Linked DNA regions of Homo sapiens: region 2 is linked to region 1. Evidence: read pairs that join two places in POLR2A ChIA-PET (ENCODE). Cell type or tissue: HepG2. All regions are shown on one strand. Each heading gives the region's core, and the rest is flanking DNA. Links, peaks and the distances in the headings are about the cores only.

Region 1 (2,911 bases), core at 291-2,790:
GCCTCCAAAATTGCTGGGATTACCAGTCTGAGCCACTGAACCTGATTGAAAAATAGCTTTAAATAACTTAGTTTGTAACATTCATAGCCTAATTCATAATATTTAGATATAAAAGGCCAGCTCTGATATCTAAGAGGAAAGCCAAGTGGCTAGGATTCTCTTATGCATCCTTGGCACAGCTAACCTGTCCTTATCGGATGCCTTGATGGCTGAAACCCCCGGTGCCCATTTGGAGAGCGAGAGTAAATTATCTAAAAGTACGAAGAAGAAAATGAAAATAAATCACAGTGCCACCTCCCATAAATAGCTACTGCTAATACCTCAGACCATCGTTCTGGTTTTTTTCCATGTATATCTATATGCCTCTATCTATACATTCAAATAAATCATTTTGCGGAATTTAAGAGCATACTAATCGTTGCCTCTTTCACTTAAATGTGTTGTGAGCATTTCCACGTATTAAATATTTTTCTAAGCCTGAGTCATGAGTATGTTTTAAATCTCTAATAAATTTTTCCAAATTGCACACCAGAAAGAGTGTAGCGCTTTGTGTCAACACCAGCAGTCTTTGAGGACACTTGTATTTGGGCACCTCCCCAACATTGTGTATGAGCCCCTAAGAGACGGGGAGAGGGCAAGAGCACAGGTTCTGGACACCCGCATTGGCCTAAACCCCAGCTCTGCAACAAACCCCCACGTGACTTTGGGTGAGTGATTACATTTTCCAGCACAGGCATCATCCGGTGTTTTCTATAAAGGTCCAGATTAGAGTTGGTTTCACGAGCTCTCATCTCCAGCACGCACAAGGGCCCCAGGCTTCGAAGGCCCCGAGTTTGCTTTAATGCTCTGCTGTCACTGCTTTAGCATTCTTAACTAATTAATTAATTTTATTTATTTATTTTTGAGACAGAGTCTCACTCCATTGCCCAGGCTGGAGTGCAGTCACTATAACCTCTGCCTCCTGGGTTCAAGTGATTCTCCTGCCTCAGCCTCCCAAGTAGCTGGGATTACAGGTGCATGCCACCACACTCGGTTAATTTTTGTATTTTTAGCAGAGACAGTTTTCACCATGTTGGCCAGACTGGTCTCGAACACCCACCCTCAGGTGATCCGCCCACCTTGGCCTCCCAAAGTGCCGGGATTACAGGCATGAGCCACCTCGCCCGGCCACATTTTTAGTTTATAAACAACGCCCCTGCATTTTCATTTTGCACTGAGCTACTACAACTCTGTAGCCAGTTGTGGGCCAGATGGTGTCTATTTTCAGCTTTGTGGACCATAGGTCCCTGTTGCAACTACTCAAGTCTGCAGGCAGCGGGAGCAGCAGCCAGGGACAGCAGGTAATGAATGAGCATGGCAGTTCTCCAGTAACATTGCATCTGCAAACACAGCCGGCATCCCGGATTTTGCCAGTGAACCATAGTTTGCTGACTCCTGAACCAGTGCCTCAGTTTCCCCAAAGGTAAAAATAGGGAGAATAATATTGCTTATTTCATACGGCTGTTCTGAGGACCAGTCATTGAATGCAAATAAAGCACTTAAACAGTCAGCATTACATAGTGTTAGCTGTATTACTGTGTTAGTCTGTTTGCGTTGCTGTAAAGGAATACCTGAGGTTGGGAAATTTCTAAAGAAAAGAGGTTTCATTGACTCATGGTTTCTCAGGCTGTACAGGAAGCATGGTGGCCAGCATCTGCTTCTGGTGAGAGCCCCAGGAAAGCTTCCAATCATGATGGAAGGTAAAGGGGGAGTAGATGCATCACACGGCGAGAGCGAGAGAGGAGAGAGGTGCCACACTCTTTTAAACGACCAGCTCCCCTGTAAACTCAGAGGGAGAACTCGCTGATTACCGCGCCATTCATGAAAGATCCGCCCCTGTGATCCAATAGCTCCCCCCAGGCCCCACCTCCAATATTGGAGGCCGCATTTCAACATGAGATTTGGAGGAGACAAACATCCAAACCACATCAATTACTTTTTTTCTTTTTGAAGTGGAGTTTCACTCTTGTTGCCCAGGCTGGAATGCAACAATCTCAGCTCACCATAAGCTCTGCTTCCCGGGTTCAGGCGATTCTCCTTCCTCAGCCTCCAGAGTAGCTGGGATTACAGGCATGTGCTACCACACCCAGCTAATTTTGTTTGTATTTTTAGTAGAGACGGGGTTTCTCCATGTTGGCCAGGCTGGTCTTGAACTCCCGACCTCAGGTGATCCGCCCACCTCAGCCTCCCAAAGTGCTAGGATTACAGGCTTGAGCCACTGGACCCAGCCATCAATTACTTTTTTTAAAAAAGTATGCTGGGCACGGTGGCTCATGTGGTAATCCTGGCACTTTGGGAGGCCGAGGCGGGTGGATCACCTGAGGTCGGGAGTTCGAGACCAGCCTGGCCAACATGGAGAAACCCCATCTCTACTCAAAATACAAAATTAGTCGGAAGTGGTGGTGGGCACTTGTAATCTCAACTGCTCGGGAGGCTGAGGCAGGAGAATCGCCTGAACCCAGGAGGCGGAGGTTGCAGTGAGCTGAGATTGCGCCATTACATTCCAGTCTGGGCAACAAGAGCAAAACTCCATCTCAAATTAACAAATTAACATAAAGTAAAATGTACTCTTTTTAGCCATTTTTAACTGTGCAGTGCCATGGCATTAAGCACGCTCATACTGCTGTGCAACTTCTCCACTACCCAACTGCAGAGTTTTTTTGTTTTTTTGTTTGTTTTTTTTTTTAAATATATCTCGCAGAACTAAAACTCTGTATTCATTAAACACTAACTCCTCATTCTCCCTACCCCTATCCCCTGGCAGCCACCATCATCCTACTTTCTGTCTCTATGAATTTGACTGTTCTAGCCACATCATACTCATATGAGTCTAATCATGAGTGGAATCATACAGTATTTTAACTTTTTGTGA
Region 2 (2,911 bases), core at 103-2,602, 98 kb before region 1:
GCAGAGCTCTGATTGGTGTGTTTACAATCCTTTAGCTAGACAGAAAAGTTATCCAAGTCCCCCCACCTGACCCAGAAGCCCAGCTGGATTCACCTCTCACGGTGGCCCTCCTGCTCACACAACCTGCCTACCTCTTGGGAAGACACCTCCTGTTTGGACTTGCTGGTTTTTGTGCAGTCACGCAGAAAGCCCCATTTCGCATGACGCTAGCTGAACTAGAAGCAGAGAGACATGTACAACATTATAGATCTTTTATAGTTAAAAGGACCAGGAAATTCTGATCCCCTGACCCTCTCAACACCCTCCCCCCGCCACCCAAAACAACCACCAGGAAAGCGTTCTGCACTTCAGTGGAAAAGGCAAATCTTGTAACACTTGGCCTTGGCCTAGGTGCTGGGTGTCCAGAGCGGATAGAGGCCCATGGCGACAGTTGTGCCAGCAGATTCCTGCTGCTAAGTCCCCGGCCTTTGCGCTCTGTGGCCTGGGCTGATGGGTGGGTGGGTGCCTTTATTTGCCTGGTTGAGGAGTGCACTCACTGGGGGCCATTTGGTTTGAAACATTTTTTGCAGCTAAGGGGTGGTAAAGATGACGCTAGTTTAGCTGAGTTTAAGGCTAATTAATCAGCCTTCTTTTTTCTTTTTCTTTCCTTTTTTTTTTAGACAGAGTCTCACACAATTCCCTGGGCTGGAGTGCAGTGGTGCGATCATGGCTCACTACTGCAGCATCAACCTCCTGGACTCAAGCAATTCTCCTGCCTCAGCCTCCCGAGTAGCTGGGACTATAGGTGCCCAACACCATTGCCCCGCTATTTTTTTATTTTTTATTTTTTATTTTTTGTGGAGACAGGGCTTTGCCATGTTGCTCAGGCTGGTCTCAAACTCCTGGGCCCAAGTGATCCTCCTGCCTCAGTCTCCCAAAGTGCCAGATTTACAGGTGTAAGCCACCGCGCCCAGCCAAATCAGCCTTCTAAAGAGCTTAATTTTCCATCACTGACTTTGTGTTCTTTTATACAAAGGTTGCAGACTCCGAGGCTGAAACCCCTTTCTGACCGGTAGCTCTAGAGTAAACAAACGCCTGGACTTTCTTCATCCCCTGAAGACAAAGAACTTGTTCATGAGCCTCTCCAGGCAGCTCGTGGTCTGAGCTGTCAGGAATGACGGATGAGCAGCTGCTTTTGCCGGCGCCTCCGCGGCAGCTAAGGTAGCGCTCACAGGACTGTCTACACCATGGACTCAGTGTTCAGGTGTTCAGGGAGTTATTATTGGAGCAGCTCACTCTATCTTAAGGCAGACAGCCCCGGGCAAAGCGCAGCGGATAAACACAAGTGACATCTTATGAAACCTAAGTTCATGTGAAATCCTAGATAATTCTGTTGTCAGAAGTGAAAATATATATTGCATTTTTATCTAAAAATAAAAATGAATGTGATGATCTTTTTGCTCTTTGAGATCTAGATTTCGAAAATCTTTTCTTAGATGAAGAAGGAAGCCATTTCTTTGTACTATATCTTGGAAGAAGATTTTTTTTAAAGGAAAGCTGTAGGCTATATATACAGTCAGAAATTTGAAAAGATGCATATATATTTATTGAAAACTAGAAATGTTTTTGAAATAATAATAAGTTTAAAAAAGGAGAACAGAGTAAAAAGTGGAAAAGCAGTTAATTACATAATACAATACGTATTAGAAAAGGGGAAACCACTCCGTTTTTCTGATCCTAATCCTAGGAAAAAATTTCCTTGGAGAAATCTGCATCTTAGGCAGCTCTGGGAAGAATCCAAGGGCCCTCACTCCATCTTTAAAGAGCCCACCCTGGCTTTTCCCAGTGGAATTTGCTATGTTTGGGAAGTTTAAAAAGTGTTTAAGACAATATGGATTTTGCAATGGGATTTACACATAATTAACTCATGAGTCGCTTCTTTTGTGTTCCACTCTATGTCTGCTTTGTGGTTCCTGAAAGTCCTTGAAGAACCGGAGCTGAAGGTACAGGGCCCACGTTTGCCTAATCCCAGGCTGGAACAATTGGTTTCAGTCCCCGCCTCTCTTGGAATGTGGTTTGGAGGTGGAGGAAGGGGAGGAGGGGGACGCAGGAGGCCGGTGGAGCACGGCAGAGCAAAGCAGCTTCCTTCTCCAAGGGCTGAGGAGCCACGGAGTGCTCCTCTTTTAGGTCATCTCCTTTTTTGTTTTTGTTTTTGAGACAGGGTCTCACCCTGTTGCCCAGGCTGGAGTGCTGTGGTACAATCACAGCACACTGCAGCCTCAACCTCCTGGGCGCAGGCCATTCTCTCACCTTAGCCTCCCCAGTAGCTGGGACCACAGGTGTGCGCCACAGCACCTGGCTAATTTTCTTGGTCACTCCTACTTGCGTCCCTGCTGCCTTCGGAGTGGCCGCTTCTCCTTGCCTTTCTCTTGGTTCGCCTTACAGCCTCAGTTTCCCCCAGCCCCAATCCTTTATGCCCAGGCCTTCCAACCACCACAGTGAATGCAGACTTACTTTGTTTTGAACCCTGGGGGTTGAATAATGGAGGAATCTTCTCTGGAGGAGAGGTTTCTCTCTAGTGGAGGGAGCTTCCCTCTGTTTTCCCAGCTCCAGGATGCCTTTCTACCAGTCCTGTGCTGTTCTCAGATTAACCGAGCAGCCTCTGGTTGGATGACTGGGTTAGGAATCCCCAATTTATTGGCAAGGTGGTGACTGGTTGACACATATTCTTGGCCAGGCACAGTGGCTCATGCCTGTAATCCCAGAACTTTGGGAGGCTGAGGTGGGTGGATCACTTGAGGCCAGGAGTTCGAGACCAGCCTGGCCAACATGGCAAAACCCCATCTCTACTAAAAATACAAAAATTAGCTGTGCGTGGTGGCGGGCGCCTGTAATCCCAGCTACTCCGGAGGCTGAGGCAGGAGAATCACTT

What was found. ChIA-PET counts read pairs that join two places held together with the same protein. Peaks named below come from ENCODE experiments on the same cell type or tissue, not always from the same donor. Only the 100,000 strongest peaks of a DNase experiment are listed, where the experiment ranks them.
Region 2: POLR2A ChIA-PET joins it to region 1 with 5 read pairs; 8 of 35 experiments call an interaction of 5 or more read pairs at or near these places.

Annotation. Positions count from the first base shown.
Region 1 is chr1:8,251,157-8,254,067 of GRCh38, forward strand. No RefSeq gene overlaps it. Among named protein-coding and RNA genes, the nearest start is that of LINC03154, 6.8 kb to the right of the region's middle. In HepG2, for the core only: no CTCF peak of the experiment used is centred there; no DNase peak of the experiment used is centred there.
Region 2 is chr1:8,153,714-8,156,624 of GRCh38, forward strand. No RefSeq gene overlaps it. Among named protein-coding and RNA genes, the nearest start is that of LINC01714, 54 kb to the right of the region's middle. In HepG2, for the core only: no CTCF peak of the experiment used is centred there; DNase peaks (open chromatin) are centred at 1,118 and 1,958; H3K4me3 peaks cover 688 bases.